Linked DNA regions of Mus musculus: region 2 is linked to region 1. A link is a loop called in an ENCODE intact Hi-C map of the cell type or tissue named here. Cell type or tissue: left cerebral cortex. All regions are shown on one strand. Each heading gives the region's core, and the rest is flanking DNA. Links, peaks and the distances in the headings are about the cores only.

Region 1 (5,219 bases), core at 623-4,622:
GAAGAAGAGTCTAATTTCAAGAAAGACAGATGATGAAATCTGTGTTCCTCGTGTATATTAAGGCCAGTAAGGCCTTGTAATAATTCCTTAAGTAGATAAACAGAGTGACTACATGCCCAGAGATTCCACTTCTAAGTCCATACCCAAAAAAAGCAAGGCCTATATCTACATATATGTTTATACACAAAAGTGTACAACAATGTTACTCATAACATCTCCAAGGTTGAAATCACCTAAAGACCACCAAGAAATTAATAGGTAAATAAAATGTAAAATTTCCAAGCAGTAGAATATTATTCAGCCTTTAAAAAAAGAAATAAATCCTCCTACATTCTAGAATACATATGAACCTTGAAAACATCACAAAATGGAAGGAAGCCTGACACAAAGCAAATATACTGAGTCCGTTTCAGAAGAGAAAAGGAGAATCCAGAGAAAGCACGTCTGTGGTTGGACAGAACAGTCCCCCCTTGTAATCCCTGCTTTCAGGAGATAGACTAAAGCGAGAGATTTGGGGTTAACCCGGATACAGAGTGAATACAATGTCCTGATACAGAGTGAATTCAGTGTCATCCTGGGCTACATCTACATAACCGGAACCTGCCATATATATATATATATATATATATATATATATATATATATATATATATATATATATATATATATTCCATACATGTATATATTCTGCATATATGTATATGGAATACACACACACATATTCATTCCAGTTTCAACTCAAGTATGAGGGTTTTCATTCCAGTTTCAACTCAAGTATGAGGGTTTTCAAGGTGACAGAAGTATCTGAAAGTTATTCCAGTGGTGCACAATGCTATATATATTTACCGAAAAATATCCTTAAAAAGTGTGTTGGGGGATGTTTTGTTATTAAAATAAGGTCTCATTCTGTAGCCCACACTGGCCTCAACCTTGTGGTGATCTTCCTACCTCATCTTCCCAAGTATCAGAATTAGCGGTGTGAATCATAACATCTGACTTATACGTGTCTTTAAATATTAAATAGTCTTTAAATTAGTTTGCATAAAAAGAAACAGATTTGAAATCCTCCTCCCTAAGGACTGGCCTTCATGGTACCAGAAAGCCCCATGTAGACTTTCAAAGGAGGGAAGCAACCTACAGTCCTACCCAGCTGTGATGCCCGTGAACCACATCAGTGACCAGCATGGCACAATAACCCCAAGGGTACCATAGTGGTGCTCATAAGTTGGCTCTCTAAATGGACGTAAGATCAGCTCATTAAGAGAAAGACCATGACTGGTACTGTGATCCTAGCCAACTACCCAGGGCTAGTAAAGTCATGAATCTTGGAGGAGAACCTGTAGCCACCACTTTACTAAACCATCATAATCCCCAAATATATTCTAAACATTTGTCCTTATACCCACAGATAAGTAGTCCTCACACCTCATCAAGGAAGCTTTCTTTGCAACAGACAGAGAACACTACAGAAAATCACAGACAATCAAAATGCAGAGTTGTGGCGTTCAGTCCAACTGGCTATATCTACAAAACAACTCTCACACCTAAAGTTGAGGGACCATTTAATAAGAGGGAGCAGGAAGATTGTAAGAGTCATAGGAGCAGGGAATTTGTTGTGAGATTTGTGTCTCCTTTAAGGTACACCCATAATATTCCTATCAACATGACTGCCTAAACATGAGCTGAGCAAGGACAACAGTAACAGACACGCTAAAGTAGATGGGGAAAATTTATCAGGCCCCAACCCTACGCACAGAACTACTGACAACTAAAACATGCTGAGAATGGGAGAAATAGTTTTCCCCAGAGAAAAGCATTCCAATTGGTTATCCAGCACCAAATGATCAGCCCTGAAATCATAGACATACAAGGAACATTGAGCAAGTTGTGTTTATGTATTTACTAATATATATGTATGTACATATATGTATGTAACAACAATTAATGACAAAAGGAGGTCGTGAATTTGAAAAAGAGTAAGGAGGGATATGTGGGGGAGGGGTTGAAGGGATAAAAGGGAAGTGGAGAAAGATATATTATACTCTCCAAAAATAAAATAATTTTAAGTTGTTAAAACCTTGTCTCCTGTGCGAGAGGAACAACCACTCTTTTGCATGTAAAGACAGCCCGATGCACATGTGATATGTAAACACTAATATTTATAGAAGCTGGCTATACCCTGGTACATCTGATTCTGTCCTGTGTTCTTCCAACCATTGACCTCCTCTTCTTGACATACTTCCCTAGGTTACTGAATATATTTTGTAAGTATATACATAATACCCGTTTTATAGTTTTTAGAGGACATTTTGGGAAAAAATGTAGAAAAGTGATTTAGAATGTATTTGTTTATATATGTGCATGGGTACTGAAACTGCAGTTTAATTTTAGAAATGTAAAGAAATTAAATTTTATCATAAAACTAAAGATAAAATAAACTTGGTATTCATTCTAAAGAAGTAACAAGTTTATATGAAATTGTAAACAAAAGCTGCATTGTATAGGTATTTAAAATATATTTATATGCAACTAGGATCATTATAAAAGCAAAAAGAGGTTACAAAACCCACAAGTGGCCTGGATTAACTTTTGATTTTTGCTCTCTTCCCTTCAGACCCATACATGAAAATGAAAATCAATAATTTTGTTCCTCTGGCATGGTCTTCAACTCAGCACGTTGTTAGGAAGTACCCTCCGTCTGGTGGCTTTAGTAGTCTTATACAGGGGAAAGAATTATCTCCCTTTACCCATTCAGACTTCCAGAAAGCTCTATGATCAGAATTCACCTCGGCCCCTCCCTCCCACTTCGCTCAGCAGGCTTCCTGCTGCAGTCTAAGTTTTGATCACCAGGTGGCAAAAGTGCGCCACCCATAGCAGCTAGGTACAAAGAAGGTTCCATAATCAGAAAAAAAAAATACCTTTTAAAATAAGCTTATCCACAATAAGAAAAAAAATACCTTTTAAAATGAGCTTATAAACACGATTCTAATTATTTTGAAGGTAGAAACTGTATATGTAAAAGCATATCATAAAATCACATACATGAAAATCAGGAGATAATTCTATCATGCTTATCACAGTAGCAGGCACCGGACTCCAGGGAGGTTTTTAGTAGAGGAAGAGGATGCTGGCTACCGCTGTGTCTATAGTGTCCTAGAGAAAGGGTGGCAGACAAGGATTGGACAAAGGCCTAGGAAGAATGTCCAAGGGTGGGATAGTGGAAGGTAAACCCAGTGGTATCTGGGATGGGGCGTCAACCTACAGTGAATGTCTGGTAGATCTGGAGACACCAGGAAAGAGAAAATGGCGCTAGCTGCTTTAATAATACGTACGAAGTTGTCAGACAACTGCAATTATAGGAAATGGTTCATTTCAGCACACTTGTTAGTTTTTGTAAAAATGTTTTCCTTCGCATTGAAATGAGAAAAAGAAGTCATAAATGGTGGCACACATCTGTAAGCCCAGCACTTAGGAGACCGAGACAGAAAGATTGACAATTAGAGATGGGCCTGAGAAAGCACTGTAAGTTACAGACCCGCCTGAGCTGGACTCTCAAATCAAAATAAAGAACAACAATAAAATGAAATTAGATACAGGCATCAAGTGTGAAGCAGAAGAAAGTTTTCACGTTTCATGGTGACCAGGAAGCTGAGTAAAACGACATGGGCTTGGAGCTTGCCTCCAAATTCCAGAGTTCTCTGGACGTGCTGAACTAATGAAAGGAATCCTTTGCAACTATTACAGAAACATCTGGAATGGAGGTTTCTCTCCCTCCCTCCCACATGTACTGAGATAAAAGTGCACCTGGGAATGCTGAGGGTCCCCTTCAGGGGTAAAGAGCAGGATCTCAGGAGATGAGCCTGAGCCTGTTTATCTGTGATAAAGGCCAGGCCAGGCTGAGGAAACGCCCTGTGTGCAGGTCACACCGTGGGGCATTGGTGGCTTTTAACTGTTGGGACACAGCAACAGGGTCTGGCTGAGCTTTAGATCTAAGGCAGGCACCATGAAAATCATTCCTGCTTTCCTTGCCTAATGGGTACACAGACAGCCACAGTAGGGAAGCCATATCTCTCTGGCACCCTTTGTGTTCCCAACGTTAGAGTCAGGAAGGGCTTCATGTTCTTGGGTCTTTCATAGTGTGCTAAGAGATGTTTCACGTCATGCTTCCAAGCAAACCCAAATCAGGTGCCCACCTGGGAAGACAGACCATGTATGCCTTGATGTGGGAAGCTCACTGGTGCTAGGTGTGCTTAGTGGCTGCCCTTGAATGGTTCGGCATGTTAATATCTATGTAGGAAAATGCTAGGCCTGTCCCACTATCAAACGTCCTTGAATCTATCCAGAGGATCTATCCAATGGATAATTTCACCTTTGTCCTGCCTGCACCGGGATAAAAATGCATACAATAATCTGTAGGGATTTTTTTCATTTGTCAGCAATTCAATATTAGTTGAACGCAAGACCTACACTGTTCTACTAGAGGTGATCCGTCATTGCCCTAGTAAGCACAAAGGACGAGGGATAAATATGTGGCCTTGCAGTCTGAAAGGTGCTCCCCACCCCGACCCTTTGAAACTTCACAAGTGGCCTGTATTCTCTGTAGCATTCTTCTCTTCTCACACACTCCCTACCCCACACGTTCAGCTCAGGTCTCTTGGCCGAAGCAGACGTTCTCTCTTCAAGGTCACAAATTTTCTTTTAATCATGAGGCACAGTTCCTTGTTGATATAAATGTTAGAATATTACTTTAATGGTGTCCTATCATATGCTCAGTTGTACAGATTGTCTCTCTCCCTTAACAAGAAGTCTTTGACAGTTCCTCTGGAGCTGGAGCACAATGTCCTGGGTGTGAATGCAAGCCTTCCTCCTCCCTAACTCTGCAGCCTTGAGCACCGTCCTTATCCTCACTGCCCGCGGTGTTTCAACTATGGTGCACAGTGAGGGTTAGCAACACTGTCCATCTTCAAAGCCTGCTCTGAACACTGCACGACTCAACACTTTAAAAGAGTACGGTGCATAAGACATTTTTGTCAATTTTAAAGTTTGGCTTTATGTTCCATTGTTACTAATTTTTTTTTTTTACTACCATGACAAAGCACATCCTACTGGCTCCCAATCAGTTACACTTGAGATGTTAGTGCTGAACAGTGTGGATGCCTAGGACGGGCCCCATCAAATCACCACACACTTCAGTGCATAAGCCAACTGGAGTTTCTTTT
Region 2 (5,219 bases), core at 579-4,578, 530 kb before region 1:
CTGAGTAGCAGCATAAAGATCTGTTTTCCATCTAATCTTCAGCCAGCAAACTATAGAGAGAGGAGAAATAGAGATAGTTGATTATTCCAAAGCTTAGACTTGGCCCTCTGGTCAGGAGGTCAGTCTTATCTCTGAGATTTATGGTGTTGGTGTTTTTCTCATCCTCTCTACCACATGACAGGGGTAGGAGAGAGGGAGATAGGGGTGAGGGTTTCACAAACACCAAAGTCACTGGGGCAGCTGTTTGGATGATATCCAGGTTGAAGGATAACTTAAAGCAAACAAACCATTTTCAGTGTGTGCCTGTGGGTCCCTTCCTATAGAACAAGTACAAATGTGTCCTTATGATATAGAATAAGCAGAGCCCCTATTGTGTTCCTGTCATTTGTTACAGTAAAAACTTTTTTGTCCTCTGTGTATATTAGAATCATCTCCTCACCATCTTGAGGTTGGCATGTGATTGATAATGGTAACTGATACTAGTAGAAGGAGGAGGGGGGTGTCATGGAACTCTCACCTGGGATTCCAGCTGTTACTGACTTCTACTGCCCCACCCCCCCACCCCCCCCACCCCCGTTGCAAGTGAAGATGTGCTAGAGTATAGAGGAAGTTGAAGATTAACTAAGGGACAAATTGCAAGATGTAGCTTCCATGTTTGGATAGGACTTTGTGATGATGCAATTGCTCTGGAGTCACCCACACTCTTGCAAGTAACGTTTATCTCTACTCTGTAGATGTGCCCATAGTTTTGCCAAGATGGGAGGAATCACTAGTTTGGTGATCTGCTGTCAGCGCCCTATATGGAGTGATTAAACAGCCGTAGGCTTCTCCCCAGGAAAAGTTAACACAAAAGTACCATCTTACTCTTTACATCATAGTTTACCGGAGAAAATATCAAGATAATAACTTGAACAGAACAAATTTACGATTGGCTTGACACAAGTAAATGTTCCTGTGTAGTTATATGTTAGTTTAAGGCAGTTAAAACATTTTATTTGTTATTGTTATCATAGGAGAAAGAAACTCTAATATACAGCCAGGCCCAATTTTAAATATGAGGGCAAATATGGATTTAAAAAGAAAAAACCCAGTTACAATGTAGAGGGATTTTTGCTAAACCACCTTAAAAAGTAAGACAATATGATCAGGAATCAAGGGCAAATATAGGGGAACTAGATTACACATCAGAAGCTGGACTAATTAAAGTGCTGTGCTAAGATTTACTCTGGAAGGCCAAAAATAGCACACAAAGATAAAAATATATAGTTTTTTCAAAAAAGGGTTCAGAAGACTGGTGTAAATTTGTTCATGGAGAAATTTTTTTGCCAAAAAATATACCTGTTGGTTTTTTTAAAAATGGATACAAAATGCAGACTTTGAGGAAAGAAGGCTGAAATAATTGCCTTTGATATGGTAGGTGCATGTGTGTACTTGTATGTACATACATGCATGTGCTTCTATGGCTGAACATAACAAAACTGTGTATTCTGCGTTCCTGGATCTCAAGTCTATCTCTGTAGACACACATTTACACGGGTAGGTTTCTGTCTCTTGGTCAGAATTCAGGCTTGGAGCTTAGAGATTAAAAAAAAAAAGATGAGAATTAGATTGTTTCTCCTGGGTGGAAAATTCCATAGAACCACCACTGATGCAAGAGTCTTTATTTCTTTCCGGTCACTCCTACAGTATCCAAGTGAGATACTTTGGAATTGACCAATAAAAGGTCATTTGTTTATTTTTCCTTTGGTTCTCCCTTATTAAAGATTAAAATTCTTAGTTTTTGAAATTAGAACTCACAGTAATCCTTAGACTAAATCACAAAAATAATTAAAGTACATAAGCATATGTACTTTAATAATGTATGTTCCTATATGTATTAAAAGCATAAATATTAGCTTCCATTGCTATTGAAATCATATATTTTATTCCTTGACCATCTGCTTTCCTGCTCTGTTCCTCATAATAGTGGCTAATATGACCACATTGCAAAGATGGTCTCTTCTAAAAAGAACCCCATTAATACAACAAGCTCACATCCTTGACAACGCTGCCCACTCATTCCCCCCACCCACTCTCTAATATCCGGTCTCCAGGATGCTCTAGACAAAGCTACCCAGACCAGTTTCCCTGCATCATTCTCTGAGCTCAGAGGCAGGCTGTTGCATAGCAACAGAGGCTCAGAGTCAAATATAGACCATGGAAGGAAAAGTAGCCCCAGGTAATGTCAATGCTATTAGAACAGTGAACAAAGCATACCTCTCAAACAGCCTCAAAAGCAGCCCACAACCTCTTCCTACCAAAACCCCTCACTTCATGCTCCCAACCTAGTATGTTCCCCAATGTGTTTCTGTTCTTGACGAAATGCACCATTTTTTGATCCCTCAGTTTTCCCATTTACTTCAAAGTCTCATTCACAGAAAGGTATACATTTTAATAGAATTTGTATTCAACATATGCATAGTGGTATTCCATCTTCTGTGTCATCCTGTAAGGGGTTGTGGTTTTAATCCTAATCTTTGTTATGGATCATAAAGCTGTATCTCCGAGAGTAATTAATGGAGTGCTTTGACCCTGCAGGCCTAGCTTCTGCTTCTGCTTTATAGAAACATGTAGAAGCATAGTTCCTTTGCCATGATCTTACCTAGATGACTGATTGTCCAGGTCCTTATTTACGAGAAAGAGAGAGAGAGAGAGAGAGAGAGAGAGAGAGAGAGAGAGAGAGAGAGAGAGAGAGAGAGAGGAATGACTCTATGTCAGTTGTCAGGTGTGAGTCTAAACTAAACTGTCACAGTAGGAAGCATGAAAAATAATGACTCTTTATTAGTGTGTTTTTCTTTTCTTTTTTTGGTTTTTGTTTTTCCAGACAGGGTTTCTCTGTGTAGCCCTGGCTGTCCTTAAACTCACTCTGTAGACCAGGCTGGCCTCAAACTCAGAAATCCACCTGCCTCTACCTCCCAAGTGCTGGGATTAAAGGCATGTGCTACCACTGCTTGGCATGAAACTTCATTAGTATACACCATATGTTTATGATTGGCATCACATAAGTTTTAAAAATAAAAATAATGAAATCATTAAAAGCATGATTCCACCATGCTAGGAACTGGGTATCATATTCTCACTCATAGGGTGCAGAACACCTACTTGATCAGTAGTAAACACGTACTTGAACTGCAGTCAATGATCTCAGATAGTTATTGGGCATTGGGTTTGCATATTTGAGATCCCATCCCAGTGGCCAAACAGAATGATGTGAGCACCAAATAACATAGTTCTGGTGGTTTACTAAAACACATAATCTATATAAGTCCCTATGAATTCTTAAAGAAATGAAAAAGAAAGCCAGAGGAAAGTCACTGCTCAATTACTGGAGGTCGTTTAATAAGAGGGCTCTTTATTCTGAAAACTGACAATACTAAAAGTAGTCAATAACTCCATGTGTTCCTCTGTGCATATCATTGTCCATGTAACCTAATAGCTGATGTAAGAATGCTTCTTTTACACAGAAATTACAGCTAATCAACAAAGACAGAGTTGTTGAATTGTGTGAATTTTATCAAAGTACGATTCTAAAAGCAATCTTCAGGTAGTACAAAAACCAGGGAGGCTTCAAGGAGGTGAAATACCCATGGGAAATTTTATAATGGGTGGAAAAATCTTTCAGAAAAGAACTACAACCAGCCATGAGTCTTCGAGTCACAGACGATGAGCTAGCCAAGTACACTGGACTCCTAGGGGAACCACAAATAGCACGAGTTAACTGTCAATAGCTGAGCATTTCTACAAAAGCCCAGGGCATTTCACTACCTTTGTGAATATTGACAATACTCATTCTCCTCTACTTTAAAGCCCAGCAACATTTTTGGTACTGAGAGCTTGCTGTGATATCAAAAGGGGGCAGAGTTCTGCCAATCACCTATACTCTGCACAGCTTCTCTAATGTCTATGCTTTCTAAAGTTACCTAAAGGGTGAATTGTTCATTCGAGACAAGTAAAGGCATAGAAAGGAGAATTGTACAGACGTATTTCCATTTTGTAGGACAGCCTGAACATCACCGTTCCAACCTGACATAATTATTATGACTTTGATGACATTTTTAATGGTGACTTCCATGGCCAGATGAGTTGAGCAGGGTTCTTCCTGCAAGTATTTGGACAGATTTTTTTTAACTTTGTGAATGTGATTATATAAGGGTAGAAATTAGTCAGGTGTAGTGGTTTGTTCTTATAATTCTAGAGTACAGGAATATCAGGACTTCAAGGCCATTGTTGGCTATATACTAAGTTTGAGGCCAGTCCATGCTGTATGAAAAATGAAAACTTAAGAAAAAGAGTACAGAGCTAATACCCTACTTACAACCCTGCAAACTTCTTTATGTGACAAAACTATATGTTGAATGTGTATCCATGCCAACCATAAAGTCCACATAATAATGAACTTGTTACAAAAATGGTAAGGGTCCATTCACATGTGGTAATAATGACAAAGTATTAAAGCCTGGACTGAGGGCATAGTTTGGTGGCAGAGCCTAGGACACAAGAGGCCTGGAATTAGATCACTAGGGCCTGTAAATGCAAACTTTTTGAAAATGGAATCTATGTATGATTTAAGACTTGACATGAAGTGATGGATTTAGGGTGATCTTTAAATCCAACAATTCTTATTCTTGTAACAAACTGAATGGAAGAAGGTTGTGTAAGGAGGCAAATTGGAGGCATAGTGCCACAAAGCCCAAAAGCTAGAGAAAAAGGAATAAATGAGCCCACTAACAACCTGTCTCAAATGTCATTGACTGTTCAAAAAAACAACCAGTTTTATTATGACACAAAGGAAAATAACATCTGTAAAAATCAGCAAAGGGCCACTGAGATGGGGAGAGGGGGAGAGAAACGGACCCTGGAAAGCTGGTCTTTGATCTCCACATGTACACCCTGAAACAGGCATGTGTATTTTCACACACACACACACACACACACACACACACACACACACACACACACAAGCAAGCAATGGGAAAAATAAATTCTTTTGCATCACATCATTTCTGTTGTTAGCACTGGAGATTGGACCTGGGCCTCTAGACAAAATAAGCACATGGTCTGCTTTAGCTAAACCCTCAAGTCCTTACCCCTTTAAAGTGTCGAGTCATTTTCAGAGCAGACCTTGAAGATGGACAGTGTTGCTAACCCTCACAGTGCACCATAGATGAAACACCGTGGGC

What was found. Hi-C counts contacts between places; a loop is a spot of excess contacts. Peaks named below come from ENCODE experiments on the same cell type or tissue, not always from the same donor. Only the 100,000 strongest peaks of a DNase experiment are listed, where the experiment ranks them.
Region 2: a loop joins it to region 1, with 15 times the contacts of the local background. A loop is called at or near these places in 4 of 42 quality-filtered maps.

Annotation. Positions count from the first base shown.
Region 1 is chrX:136,622,262-136,627,480 of GRCm38, forward strand. It overlaps a transcript of Tceal3 not described here. Among named protein-coding and RNA genes, the nearest start is that of n-TAtgc1, 35 kb to the left of the region's middle. In left cerebral cortex, for the core only: a CTCF peak has its summit at 2,841 (motif pointing right); a DNase peak (open chromatin) is centred at 2,833.
Region 2 is chrX:136,092,496-136,097,714 of GRCm38, forward strand. It overlaps a transcript of Nxf3 not described here. Among named protein-coding and RNA genes, the nearest start is that of 5730412P04Rik, 9.5 kb to the right of the region's middle. In left cerebral cortex, for the core only: no CTCF peak of the experiment used is centred there; DNase peaks (open chromatin) are centred at 1,481 and 2,143.